Linked DNA regions of Homo sapiens: region 2 is linked to region 1. The links are chromatin contacts, found by Hi-C or POLR2A ChIA-PET in ENCODE. All regions are on one chromosome and are shown on one strand. Each heading gives the region's core, a stretch centred on a gene start or an enhancer-like site at or near the end of the contact. The rest is flanking DNA. Distances are from core to core; before and after follow the strand shown. Region 1 overlaps KCNQ1 (potassium voltage-gated channel subfamily Q member 1). Region 2 overlaps SLC67A1-AS (SLC67A1 antisense RNA).

What was found. Hi-C counts contacts between places; a loop is a spot of excess contacts on that map. ChIA-PET counts read pairs that join two places held with the same protein, here RNA polymerase II (POLR2A). Pooled maps may share reads with other maps.
Region 2: a pooled map shows a loop between it and region 1 (2.6-fold over the local background). The contact joins two enhancer-like sites. A Hi-C loop is called at or near these places in 1 of 168 maps with a recorded cell type or tissue (naive thymus-derived CD4-positive, alpha-beta T cell) and 5 of 50 pooled maps. POLR2A ChIA-PET finds 5 or more read pairs at or near these places in 2 of 52 experiments (H1 and activated naive CD4-positive, alpha-beta T cell).

The regions. Positions count from the first base shown.
Region 1 is chr11:2,464,231-2,470,614 of GRCh38, forward strand. All of the region lies in intron 1 of KCNQ1 (potassium voltage-gated channel subfamily Q member 1), which reads left to right. Among named protein-coding and RNA genes, the nearest start is that of KCNQ1, 22 kb to the left of the region's middle. RefSeq lists an enhancer at 3,126-3,175. Within about 2 kb of position 1,606, at least 5 of the 41 ENCODE cell types and tissues checked have a DNase peak (open chromatin) inside an H3K27ac peak, as active enhancers do.
Region 2 is chr11:2,888,869-2,895,252 of GRCh38, forward strand. All of the region lies in intron 2 of SLC67A1-AS (SLC67A1 antisense RNA), which reads right to left. Among named protein-coding and RNA genes, the nearest start is that of CDKN1C, 6.3 kb to the left of the region's middle. RefSeq lists an enhancer at 2,967-3,766. Within about 2 kb of position 4,108, at least 29 of the 41 ENCODE cell types and tissues checked have a DNase peak (open chromatin) inside an H3K27ac peak, as active enhancers do.

The sequences.
Region 1 (6,384 bases), core at 356-2,855:
GGACAGCAGATAACAAGCCTTCGTCGTGGTCACCCCTGGGTGTGGGCTGTGGGTTTTAATCTTTTCATTTTTGCTCATCTGAATTTTCTAATTAAAAATATATTGCTTTTTAAAAATAATAAAAGATCATTTAAATTAAAATATATAAGTGAGGAGAGGCTGGTAAGAGGATTCTGGAGTCCCTGGAGTGTCTTCTGGCATCGCATGGATGAGAACTCTGAATGAATTGAGTGTGATTTGACCTAGGAGAGTGCCGGGGTGGGGGCAGGTGCACTGTGGTCCTGGGTCCACATGGTGCTAGGGTCCCATGGGCTCCTGGCCCCTGGCTGCTGCCCCCACATTGGGCCCTGCACCAGGCATGAGTCCCATGTCCTGTCCTTGGGGAGGCCTGGGGGACAGGAGTTGGGGGGGTGGGCAGTGCCTCTGTGTGGCAGATTCCAGCTTCTCTCAGGGGCCAGGATTACATGGTCCGTGTTGGACTCTGGGATGCTGGTGGGAAGAACAGTCTGGGCGAGGAGGAAAGGGTGGCTCTGCTGACCCCTCCTAGGTGGGCTGGGGCTGAGGCGGATCCCACTGTGGGGAGCTGCCCAGAGATGGAAGGAGCTGGAGTCCACAGGGCGCTTCTCTTCTCTTTTCCTGTGTGTTAAGGTAGTTCAAAGTCCTCCTGCCCGAGGAAGTAAGACAGCAATCTCTGGGGTCCTGGGCACCAACTCTGGGCACTGATGGGCTGGTCCAGTGCAGGGAGCTGCCCCGGCCGCCCCCGTGGGTGCAGGCCATGGGCTCTTGTTTCCTTTCCCCCATCTGTAAAATGGGTAACGGCCGCTCCTTCAGGGGCTGTTAGCCACATGCTTAGACCGCACCGAGAAAATGCAGTCCCTCCAGAGCTCCTAACCTTCCATGGGCCACAGGCCCCTTCCCAGAAGTTTTTTTATTTTTTATTTTTTTTTGAAGCAGGGTCTCACTCTGTCGCCTAGGTTAGAGTGCAGTGGCACAGTCATCACTCACTGCAGTGCGACCTCCTGGGCTCAAGCTGGCACCGTGACCCCTTCTCCAAGGCCTGCCAGGCTGGCCTCCAGTCCAGGTGTGAGGCCCTGAGGCCCTGGCTGCAGCTGGAAGCTCTTGGGCAGTGCACTGTCCCCACAGCGGACTGCCTCCTGCAGCCAGGTGGCCTTAGGTGATCCTCCAAGGTCCAGCCAGCCAGGATCTGAGTCAGGAGGAACCACGGCCCCCACCAGGGCTGAGACTCCTCTGAGCTCGTCACTTGTCTTGGTTGGGTAGAGGCCTGAGAGGGTGGACACTTGCCCAGGGTCACACAGCTTGTGCGTAGCAGAGCTCCCTGTCCGGCCCCTGCCCCGTGCTGGCCCCTCTCACACCTTGCTCACGCTAGGTGCCTTGTACCAGTGCCTGCTTGGGGGTGGAATTGGAGAGGGGAGGGGTGGGCGCCGAGCTCTGCCTCCCACCAGCATGCTTCCCAGAGCTTCCTGGGAGAAGGTTTACGGAGGAGTGGCCTTGTCTGGTGTCCCTCTGGGTAGAGCCTGTGTTCCGGGCAGGCTGGGAACAATGAATGGTACAGATCCACGGCTCCCCTTGGGCCTTGGTGGGCTCCAGCCATGCCTCCTGGAAGGCCATTTGGAGCCTGGCTGGCAGGCAGGAGCTGTGTGCTGCCAGGCGGGTCTAGATGTGGTTGGTTCCTGGCTGCACCTGCCGGGCTCATGACCTGCCCTGTCCTTTCCTTGGGGAGCTTGGTGACGGCTCAGGTCGACTCCCAGGGGCCCGCCCTTCAGGGCCTGCATGAGTGTTCTCGGGCTGGCTATGGGGGCATTGCTTCTTCCTGTCCTAGCCGGGACCTGCCCATCCACCCAGGGGGCTCAGGGACGTTTTTGAGTTTTCCTGAGGCTTTGCCTAGGGAGTGTCGCTGAGGAAGCTGGAACAGTGACCTTCGTTGTTGGGGGAGGAGATGCAGGCAGGCTGTGGCCCAGCTGCCCCATTTTGTAGCTGGGGAAACTGAGGCCCAGAGTGGAGAAGCGATCTCCAAAGGGGAGGTGACACATGGCTGAGCCCCGCCTGATGGGTGCTTGCTGGGGGGAGAAGTCCTGGCTGGGACTTCCCCTCCCCAGGCTGGGGTTTGTCCCCTACTTTGCAGGAGGAGGGGGGCTCCCAGAAGAGAGTGAGTTTTGAGGGAACACAGTGCTGGGGGTCCCCTCCTGGGCCTGGGGCTGTGGTTCTTAGAGGGGCAAGGGGCTGGCCCCTGTTGCTGGCTGTGGCAGCCACAGCCTTCTGACCCTTGCTGGCCTGTCGTGGAGTGGGGTTCAAGATGCTATCACTGACATCTGCCCAGGCTCGGGGGCTTCTGTGTGGTGCCAGCCTTGCCCGGGGGCACAGCCATCAGCAGGCCAGAAGTCCTCAGGAGAGCTTGCTGCCAGGCTGCTGCCTGGGGCCAGGCTTCAGATATGCTGGCCAGCCTTGTCCAGGGGGCCTCCTGCCAGGTGGGCAGAGGGAGAGGGCCTTCCTGTCCTCATGAGAACAGGGCTGAGCTCCATGTTCCTTAGCCTCCCTTGGCCTCAGTCATCCTATCTGGAAACAGGGATCATAATAGTTTTAGTTTATAGAGAGCGAGGGCCTGGCCCCTGCGCTCTTCCTCTGTGGTCTCCTCTGCCCGCTCCCAGAACACCTGGCCTCCTGCTCTGAGGGCCAGCCCTGGGTTGCAGCAGTGAGCATGACCTGGCCACAGTCTAGGGGCTTTGGGGTGGGTTTGTGGGCAGCTGGGCTGCAGGGGGCTGTGGGAGCCTGAGGGAGTGCCTTCCAGGGGAAGCCCGACAGATGGGGGCACTCCAGGCAGGGGCAGGAGGTGACCTGGAGGTCGGAGGAGCAAGCTGTGGCTGGAGAGCCGGGCAGGGTTGGTCAGCAGGTCCGAGGGCCTGGGCCTCCCTGGGGTGAGGGCCAGGGTGCCTCTGCAGGGGTGGAAGTGGGCTGTGAGGGGGTCTGGGTTTATCTCCCCATTGCACAGGGCTCCATGGGGTGGGCTGAGCCATGAGCGCCCTTCGTGGCACCTTGGTGTCCGGCAGGGAGGCAGGGGCCCAGGAGGAGGGCAGGACTGGCTTCAACGGTGTCGGCCTCTACCCTTTTGGTCCTCACGGAGGAGGCTGCTCCCTCTTCCCTGGAGCAGCCAGGGATGGTGTGGGGCCCTGGTCCCCTGGCTTGATATAGGCTTCTGCAGAGGATATGGTGTGGCCGGGGGCTCAGCTGAGAAGCCACCAGGAGACAGATACAGCCTCAGGAAGTGGTTTTGTATCTCTGCTGAGAACCACAATCCGAGTCACATGGGACCATTGAGATCACGTCAGGGTGCAGGCTGGGGAAGGCTGGGAGCTGGGGTTTGGCAAAGGCGTTGGGGTGCTCTTGTGCTGGACAGGCTGCTGCCCACCGGGCCTGGCCCAGGTGAGGTGAGAGACACCTGCCCCCCACGTCAATGCCTGGGCACACGGGCCCAGTGCACACAGCCAGCAGGCGTGCGTCTTGCAATGGGGGCTGTGGGGACCCCTTTGCTCCCCTGATCCCTTCCCTGCAGACCCAGGCCAGGTGGATTCAAGGTGTGGGGCAGGGTAGGAGCTGGGCACTGCTGGATGGCATGGGCCACCCGCACTGGGGCTGCTGTGACCTCCGAGTCCAGGCACTGCCTTCCACCTGGTTAGGGACAGGGCAGGGAGGCTGATGGGCTGGCCCAGCGTGGGGACCTGCCCAGTGGCCCTGTGGGTGCAGGCCATGTGCCTCTGCATTTCCTTTACCCCATCTGTAAAATAGGGATAACAGCAGCTTCTTAAAGGGCTGTTAGCCACGTGCTTAGACTGTGCCCGGAAAATGCACTGTCTCTCCTGGGCTCCCAACCTTTCACAGGCCACAGGCCCATTCCCAGAAGTTTATTTTTTATTTTTCGAGACAGGGTCTCCCTCTGTCACTTAGGCTAAGAGTGCAGTGGTGTGATCTTGGTTCACTGCAGCCTCGACCTCCCTGGCTCAAGAGATCCTCCCGCCTCAGCCTCCTGAGTAGCTGGGACTACAGATGCACACCACCACGCCTGGCTAATTTTTGTATTTTTTGTAGAGATGGGGTCTTGCTATATTGCCCAGTCTAGTCTCAAGCTCCTGAGCTCAAGCGATCTGCCTGCCTCAGCCTCCCAAAGTGCTGGGATTACAGGCATGCACTTTTTTTTTCTAAGTAGCTTTACGGAGGCGTGCTTGGCATACGGTAAACTGCCCCAGTTTAAAGCAGACAGTTCCATGAGTCCTGACATTTGGAGGCCCTGTGAAGCCAGCATCAGCAGAGTGGGCACACCCATCACCCTCACAGCGTCCCCCTGTCCCCACGACCAGGCCACTGCTGCCCTACCATCAGGCACGATGGATGGGCTTGTGCCTTGTGGAATTTTATTTGGATGGACTCTGGCAGCCAACGCTGGTTTCGTCTGGCTTCTTTTATTCAGCGTCATGATTTTGAGCTGTGTGTCTGTTGTGTGTGTCGGCCTGTTGTTTGGGTAGAGCCTACTTTGCCGATCCATGCACCTGTTGATGGACATGTGGGCGGCTGTATCCCATTTGGGCTCTCACAAATGATACTGCTAGGAATAGCTGGAGTCTCTGTGCGAGCAAATGCTTTTGCTTCTCTTGTGCAAGCAAGTGGTTGAACTGCTCTGCAGCCCGCTGGGAAGTGGAACGGCTGTGTCATGGGGTGGGTGAGGGCTTCACTTTCTAGGACACTGACAAACCGTTTTCTAAAGCAGCAATCCCCTTTTGCAGTCCAGCAGCTCCGTGCGACAGCTCTAGTTCCTCTGTCTCCTTGTCAACACTTGGTGTGGTCGGTCTTTAATTTTAGCCAATCTAACAGGTGTGTCGGGGCCCTCCCTGGCATTCCTGGTGACTCACTGTGTGGGGTCATCTTTTCAGCTGCTTAGTTGTTGTCCACATATCTTCTTTGGTAAAGTGTCTGTCAAATTGTCTGTTAAGAAAACGTGGGTGGTTTTTCATTGAATTCAAGAGTTTTTTTTTTTTTCTTTATTTTGAGAGAGAATCTCACTCTCCGTCTCCCAGGTTGTAGTGTGGTGGCGTGATCTTGCTTGGCTCACTGCAACCTCTGCCTCCCGGGTTCAAGTGATTCTCCTGCCTCAGCCTCCCAAGTAGTTGGGACTACAGATGCCCGCCACCATGACTGGCTAATATTTGTATTTTAGTAGAGACAGGGTTTCACCACGTTGGCCAGGCTGGTCTCTAACTCCTGACCTCGTGATCCACCTGCCTCGGCCTCCCAAAGTGCTGGGATTACAGGCATGAGCTACGGCTCCCGGCCGAGATGTTACATGTTTCTATATTCTGGACCAAGTCCTCTATCAGATACCTGCTCTGTGAAGCCTTCCCTTATCCCTTGCTAGTCCTTCAGTTCTTTTAAACAATTTTTTTTTTCTTTTTTTGAGACGGAGTCTCGCTCTGTCACCCAGGCTGGAGTGCAGTGGCGCGATCTCGGCTCACTGCAAGCTCCGCCTTCCGGGTTCATGCCATTCTCCTGCCTCAGCCTCCCGAGTAGCTGGGACTACAGGCGCCCGCCACTGTATCCAGCTGATTTTTTGTATTTTTATAGAGACAGGGTTTCACCGTGGTCTCCATCTCCTGACCTCGTGATCCGCCCGCCTCAGCCTCCCAAAGTGCTGGGATTACAGGCATGAGCCACCACGCCCGGCCCTTTTAAACAACTTGTTTTTAGAGCTGCGGTCTCACTCTGTCGCCCAGGTTGAAGTGCTTGGTGCTATGACGGCTCACTGCAGTTCCAACTCCTGGGCTCAAGCCATCCTCCCGTCTCAGCCTCCTAAGTAGCTGGGACCACAGGCGCATGTCACCACGCCCGGCTGATTGTTAAATTTTTTGTAGAGCTGGGGTCTGGCTATGTCGCTGACAATCAAAATGAGGACTTGAAGCATACTCCTCAAATCATCGAGGTTTATTGAGCCAACGTGAGGGCACGCCCAGGAAAAACTCCAGTCACAGAAGCATCTGTGGCTGCTTTTTCCAAAGAGGTGCGTAGGAGGTTTCATTCATATTTATATGTTTTCTTGAAAAGGGGAGGGGCATCAAGTGAGACAAATGATTATATACTTGCGAGACTTTAGTTAGAGCCCAGTAAATCTACATTTTACAGAAGACGTATATTGGAGGAAAGAGGGAGCATGGAAGCGTATATCCCAGGGAGGCGGAAGAACATCTCGTTATCTCGTCTCGCCTTTGTTCTGTGCCTGGGAAGGAAGACAAGCCGGCGTCTTATGAAAAGGCTGGTTTCTGTTCAGCCCTTTGGGAAGAAAACCCAATGACAGTTATCAAGGGAGGGGGTGTGATGATACGT
Region 2 (6,384 bases), core at 2,858-5,357, 430 kb after region 1:
TTGAGCCCAGGAGTTCCAGACAAGCCTGGGCAACATAGAGAAACCCCATCTCTACGAATATTTTTTAAATTAGCTGGGTGTGGTGGCACGTGTCTGTGGTCCCAGCTACTCGGGAGGCTGAGGTGGGAGGATTGCTTGAGCCCAGGAGGTTGAGGCTATAGTGAGCCGTGATCGTGCCACTACCTCTAGCCTGGACGACAGAGCAAGACGCCCTCTAAAAAAAAAAAAGAAGAAGAAGAAGAAGAAAGAAGAAGAAGAAAAAGAAAAACTTGCTGCCCAAGCAGTTAAGGCAGGATTAACCTGCAGCCCTCACTGCTGTGCGTTCCTTCTAGGAAAGACCCAGAAGCCAGAGAAGCCTAGGTCCCAATCCTGGTGGATCTTCGTGCTGGAATCGTTAAGCCAGCTGTTTCCCAGGGGCCACCCATGGGCCAGTCCTCACCACAACCTCATGGGTGGTCGGTCAATGTCGTAGGCCCGCTTTACAGCCGAGGAGACAGAGGCTTCCAGAGGCAAACACACTGGTCCATGAGTAGCAGAACGAGGGTAGGCCCAGGAAGCCATGTCCTTGGCCACATGTGCTTTCTGGCGGGTGACCTCCACTCCAGTGCCTCCCCGGCTGCCCGAGGCCTCCCCTTCCCGGGTGTGGCAGCTGTACAGCTGCCTTGTCGGCATGTTCATGGCCCCATCAGGAATGTGTGCCGCAGGTGGCTTCACAGGGCTAGGAATGCCCGTCCTAGGTTAGGCCCAATCCCTACCCAGAGCCCCAGGGAACCCAAATTCTGGGACACAGGACACCCGGCCAGTGGGCCAATGGCCCCTATCAGGGAGTGACCAAGGACAGGCCGGGAGCTCTTCTTTCCCCTCTGACCCATGGTGAAACCTGCCTCGGGCCTGTTCCCTGGGTTCTGAGGCCCTGAGCTATCTGTCTTCAAACAAACGAAGGCCTCAAAGAATGTTCCATTGAGCCATGGGCCCCATATCACCCATCAATCACAAAGGGCTGGGGATTGCAGGCACAGGGTCAAGGTGGGTAGGAGGTGAGGGCTGGACACCATCTGAATCTGTGCTGTTCCAGGGCCCACTAGAGAGTCTCCAGGTACCCGGAGCCTGCCCTCAGCAGTACCACCCTCCCACAGCACCCCAGGGACCCTGCAAGAGGTGTCTGTGCCCTTCCCGGCTGCCTCCCCAGCTGCTCCCCAGGTGGTGCCCTGTGGAGAGGACCAGAGGGATATTATAAACAATGACAACACTTGCTGCCTTCATCTTGTGCCTGCTCAGGGCCCTGCCCTAACCCAGGGCTGGGCTCGTTGCCTCATTTAATCCTTCCAAGACCCCTGAGAGGGAGGTGTGTTCGTGCCCATTTTGCAAGGGAGGGGACTCAGGCTCCCAGAGGTTAAGCCACCTGCCTGAGGTCACTGAGACTTGAGGTTGGCCCTGCCTTTCACCCAGCCTGAGCCCCTCCATAGGACTTCTGTGAGGGCACAAGAAAGCAGGAAAAGAAAGAAGTCAAGGGCCCTGGGAATCTCCCCTGACATCTCCCACCCCAAGCCCTAGAGCCAGGGCTGGGCATCTGTGCAGGGTACAACCCTGCCCAGGGATGCCTGACTCTGGAAAGGCCACCCCTTTGGCCTCAAACCACATCACCCAGCAGCAGGTCCTCAGACCAGCCCTGGACAGGAGCTTGACTGGCTGTGCCCCCAAAGGCCCCAGAGCTCCCTGCCCCCACTGAGCCTCCACCTTCCCATCCATAAGATGGGGTGGGGAGTCATCCAGCCCAGAGGCCCCAGGGGCATGGGGAGTGACAGATTAACCCAAGGCCCCCCCTCCCGCAACAGGCGGCTCAGCACACACTTGGCGGGGGGCCATGCTGGGCCAGGAGAGCTCCCCCGCACCAGTTCCCCGCGCGCAAGGCTCGCCCCGCCCCCCAGGACAGGCTGTTCTTGGGGCGGCTGCCAGGCACGTCCTCCGCAGGTGCCGGCCTCCCTGCGGTGACGTGGCCACATGCGGCACAAGCTCCGATTACAGGGACTGCCTTGTGCTGGGGGTTCCGGCCAGGGGTCCTCACTCCCCAGGAACCGATGGGCGGAGCTGGGCAGGCCCTGAGGAGAGGCCCAGTGGGAATAGGGAACAGTCACCCCTGCTCCAGAACGGGACCAGGGGCTGCTTCCCTTGGGGTCTGGAAGAGAGGGACCCCCTGGTCCCAGCCTGCCTGAGACTGCTGGTTTCGGCACTGAATGTTCCAGGAAACCGAGGGCCACTGGTCATCGTGGGCTTCACACGGCGCCTTTCTGGGCTAGGAAGGGGGCTCCCGGGCTAGGAAGCAGGTACCGAGGAGGGTCTCAAGGACATGTGGGGACCTATGTCAGACACCCCTGCAGCCAGCTCTGAGCCCACCAGGCCTTTCCTCCTCTCCCTGCCAATCCACAGGACACAGACACAGGGGTCCCAGGCCCAGTGGCTCACTTTATCAGGGAAACAGCAGGAAAAACAAATCTGGTGTGAGCAGATCTCCCTTCCCACCAAGCCCCCTGACTTCCTGCTGGAGCTCGGGGAGACCCCTGTGACCAGCATCTCCTGCCTACGGGGGGCGCCAGGGCCTCAAAGCCTCTCCAAGCCACTCCCTCCCACCCTGCTTTCCACACCCAAGCCACAGCGTTCAGAGAAGCTCAGGGCCTATTTGAAATGCCAGAGAGTGGGGATGCCTCCAGAGAGGTGGCATGAGGGCCCCCAGATGCACCCCACCACTCCCTCCTCCACTGCAGGAGGAGGGGCCTGCAGTTACTGAGGAAGCCTCACCCCTACTGGGCCCTCGGGGGTGAAGGGGCTTCCCAGGCCTTGAGGGAGACTGTATTTCAGATGTCAGTTAAAAGCGCCTGCTACATGGCGTGACCTCTCTGAATCCTATTACTTTCCTGTGCAGGAAACTGAGGCCCAGAGAGGTGGAGTGACCGGCCTAGGGTCCCCCAGCAAGTCAGAGACAGTGAAGCCACCTCCTGCCCTGGGCTGGGGTCCCGCCCCACTGACCTCCAGGGTCAGAGAAGGAGGGGAGCCCCCAACACTTAACTCCTTCCTTCTTTCCTTCATTCCTTCCTCCCTCCCATTCTCCACCTCCTCCTGGCTGAGCTTTGAAGCCAGGGCAGTTGGCCAGACCGAGCGCAGAGGCCAGGAGGTGACGGCAGGCTTGCCCTGGCGGCCTCCCAGGTTAACACACTCCCAGGTGGCTGCACCCCACAGGCGAGGGCTGCTCAGAGTAGATGCTCAACCAAGAGGTTGCCCGTGCCCCCTTCCCCAGCCGCAGGGGCAGCCAGAAGCCAAGCAGCCTCCCGCCCACTGGAGCCTGGAGCCTGAGGGCTGAAGCTGGGCGCCTGCTGCCCCCTGGCGTCCCGAAACGGCACAGCCACCAGGACCCCCACCCACCTCATTCATGCCTCACACCTGGGGGTGACTTGGGCCAGGGCCTTGCTCTCTGGCCCCGAGTCCCCTCAAGTGTAAGATGGGGGCTCTGCCCAGTGTGGCTGTCCGGGCTGCAGCGGGCAGGAGCGCATTTTTCACAAACCCCAACACCCCTCGGATCTGGGGGTGGGGCGGTGTCACTCGCACCTCAGTGGGAAACAGCACGTGGGCCTCGCCCGTCTCCAGGGGGTGGGGGAGGGGAGACAAAGAGCCCGCTCTGCGGAGAGGTGGGTACCCGCCCTGCCGCCCCTCCCCCATTTCCTCTCTGCTCCCCCTGCCCCTCCTCCCCTCCCTCCTCCTTCCTTCCCTCCTCATCCCCAGCTCCTCCTCTTCCTCTTCCTGCCCTATCCCCCCGCAGGCCCGGCCGGCAGCCCGGCGCCCTCTGCCTTCGTTCCCGCCATTGGCGCTGCTGCCCGGAGCCCCTAGGTGACAGCCAGCCCCGAGGCTGCAGCCTCTGTGTCGGGCCTGCACCTGCCCACCGCGTGGTCACTGCCTGGGCACGTATGGACACTCACACCCTTCAGTCCTGAGCACAACTGTGCCCTGGCTGCTTCGGAACAACAAGGAATCATAGTCCTGCTTCTGGCTGGGAGCTGGGGGCCAGCAATCAGGGCAGCTGGGGAAGTGGTTAGGGAGGTGGCGGCACACAGGCCGAGCTCAGAGAGTGAGCAGAGAATGGGCCCAGGGGAGGGCGCTGGAGAGGGCTGCAGGGCTTGGGGCTGCAGCTCAGGAGCTGGCTTCACCTTGGAGGCTATCAGACCTGCTCCTCAGCATTGGCCCAGCAAGGGGAACAGTATGGGGAACAGGGGACAGGCACTGCCTGGCCAGCAGCAAACAAGTAGGCTGTGGAGTTGGGCAGAGCATCTGCCTCTTACTAGCTGTGTGTCCTTGGGCAAGTTGCTTAACCTCTCTGTGCCTCTTCTTTCTCATCTGTAAAGCTTCTGATGAGGCTTAAAGGGCAAGTCAGTATGTGCCTGGCACAGCGGCCTTCCTCTTGAGGATGCCACTACCCTCACCATCATCAGCCTCTCCCTCCAACCTAGAGGGGCAGGCAGGGCAGAGAGCTGCCACTGGCCACCCCTCCAGCTGTGCTGTAATGAAAACTGGACATTCACTCTATACCCAGAGATGTGGGCTGGCGGGGAGGAAAGGCACCTACACCCCTGCCATGTAAACAGGCAGGCAGGGTGAAAGGGGTTTGGTTTGTTTGTTTGTTTTTTGAGATGGAGTCTCACCCTGTCGCCCAGGCTGGAGTGCAGTGGCACGATCTTGGCTCACTGCAACCTCCGCCTCCCAGGTTCAAGCAATTCTGCCTCAGCCTCCCAAGTAGCTGGGACTACAGGCGCCTGCCACCACACCTGGCTAATTTTTGTATTTTTAGTAGAGACGGGGTTTCACCATGTTGGCCAAGCTGGTCTCAAACTCCTGACCTCATGATCCACCTGCCTCAGCCTCCCAAAGTGCTGGGATTACAGGTATGAGCCACCGTGCCAAGCCTAGGATGAAATGTTATCTACATGATGAGCAGTTTGGGCAGTGAACCCCACCTTTGTCAGAGTTCAGGACAGTCCATGGGATACAGGTCACTCCGACTCTCATGCATCAGTCTTCACGCCAGCCCTGAGTGAGCACTGAGGCACACGTGCCTAGCACCCAGCAGTGGCCCCATCCCCTAGCTGCTGGTCAGTACCAGCTGCCACTGCAGCACACCCTTTCTGCCAGGCAGCCTCATGCCATGCACTTGATGTGCAAATGATCTTGTCTAATCTTCACAAGCATCCCGTGAGGCAGGGATTAACGTTGTCCCCATTTCACAGATGGGGAAACTGAGGCTCAAGAGTTCCAGACCCAGGCAAGCCCTGGTCAGTGGTGAAGATGCCAGCCTGGTGGGGCTGGCTGCAGAGTGCTGGGCCCTGTCATAAGCACAGGCCTCTGGCACGCATGCTGACTGCTGGGGATTTTAAGATTGGGGCCCCCCTGCTGAGCCCTATCTACAGCTGCCCCCTTCCCTGGGTTACCCCAGGTTTTAATTTGAAGCAGTTAGTGAATTGAGCTTATGTGGGGTCTTATTTGTATTTGCTTTTGGGTTTTTGCTTTTTGGGGGAGTTTTTGGGTTTTATTGAGATAGAGAGTCTCACTCTTTTGCCCAGGCTGGAGTGGAGTGGTACAATCTTGGCTCACTGCAGCCTCCGCCTCCCAGGTTCACGATTCTCATGCCTCAGCCTCTCAAGTAGCTGGGATTACAGGCATGCGCCACCACACCCAGCCAATTTTTTGTATTTTTAGTAGAGACAGGGTTTTGCCTTGTTGGCTGGGCTGGTCTCAAACTCCTGGCCTCAAGTGATCTGCCAGCCTCAGCCTCCCAAAGTGCTGGGATTACAAGCATGAGCCACCTCGCAGGGCCCTGTATTTGGGTATTAGCCATGGCAGCCTGGCAGATGTTGCTGAGGGTGTCTGGGCACCTGGGCCTGGGCTTGGCGGCCTGAGCAGTGCCTCCTCCTCAAATGTCAAATTGAGGCCTGGACTAAGGGTGTCTGATTTATGGCCTCACCTGTCTGTCCGTCCATTCAGCAATATCTCCCTGGGACCTCAGGGGCAACTGTGCCTTCAGGGGCTTCCGGGTGGGCAGGCAGAAGCAGAAATAAGTATACAAGGCAGGGTGGTGCCCAGGTTGTATGATGAAGGAGGGGACGGGGGATTTTCAGGGCAACGACTTGTGCCAAGATCCAAGGATGGAAGGGAAGAGACGTACAGGCAAGGGGACCATTCCAGGCAGGGGACACAGGCAGAGACCCATCCAAAGATGAGTGCAGGGCAGACAGTGCTTGAAGCTGGAGCTCTCTATCTCTCATGCTTCTTTGGTTTGCAAAATGTGGCATGATCCAGTGGGGGCTGAGGGGCCAGGGCTCCAGGGCTGGCTGCCCCAGGAAC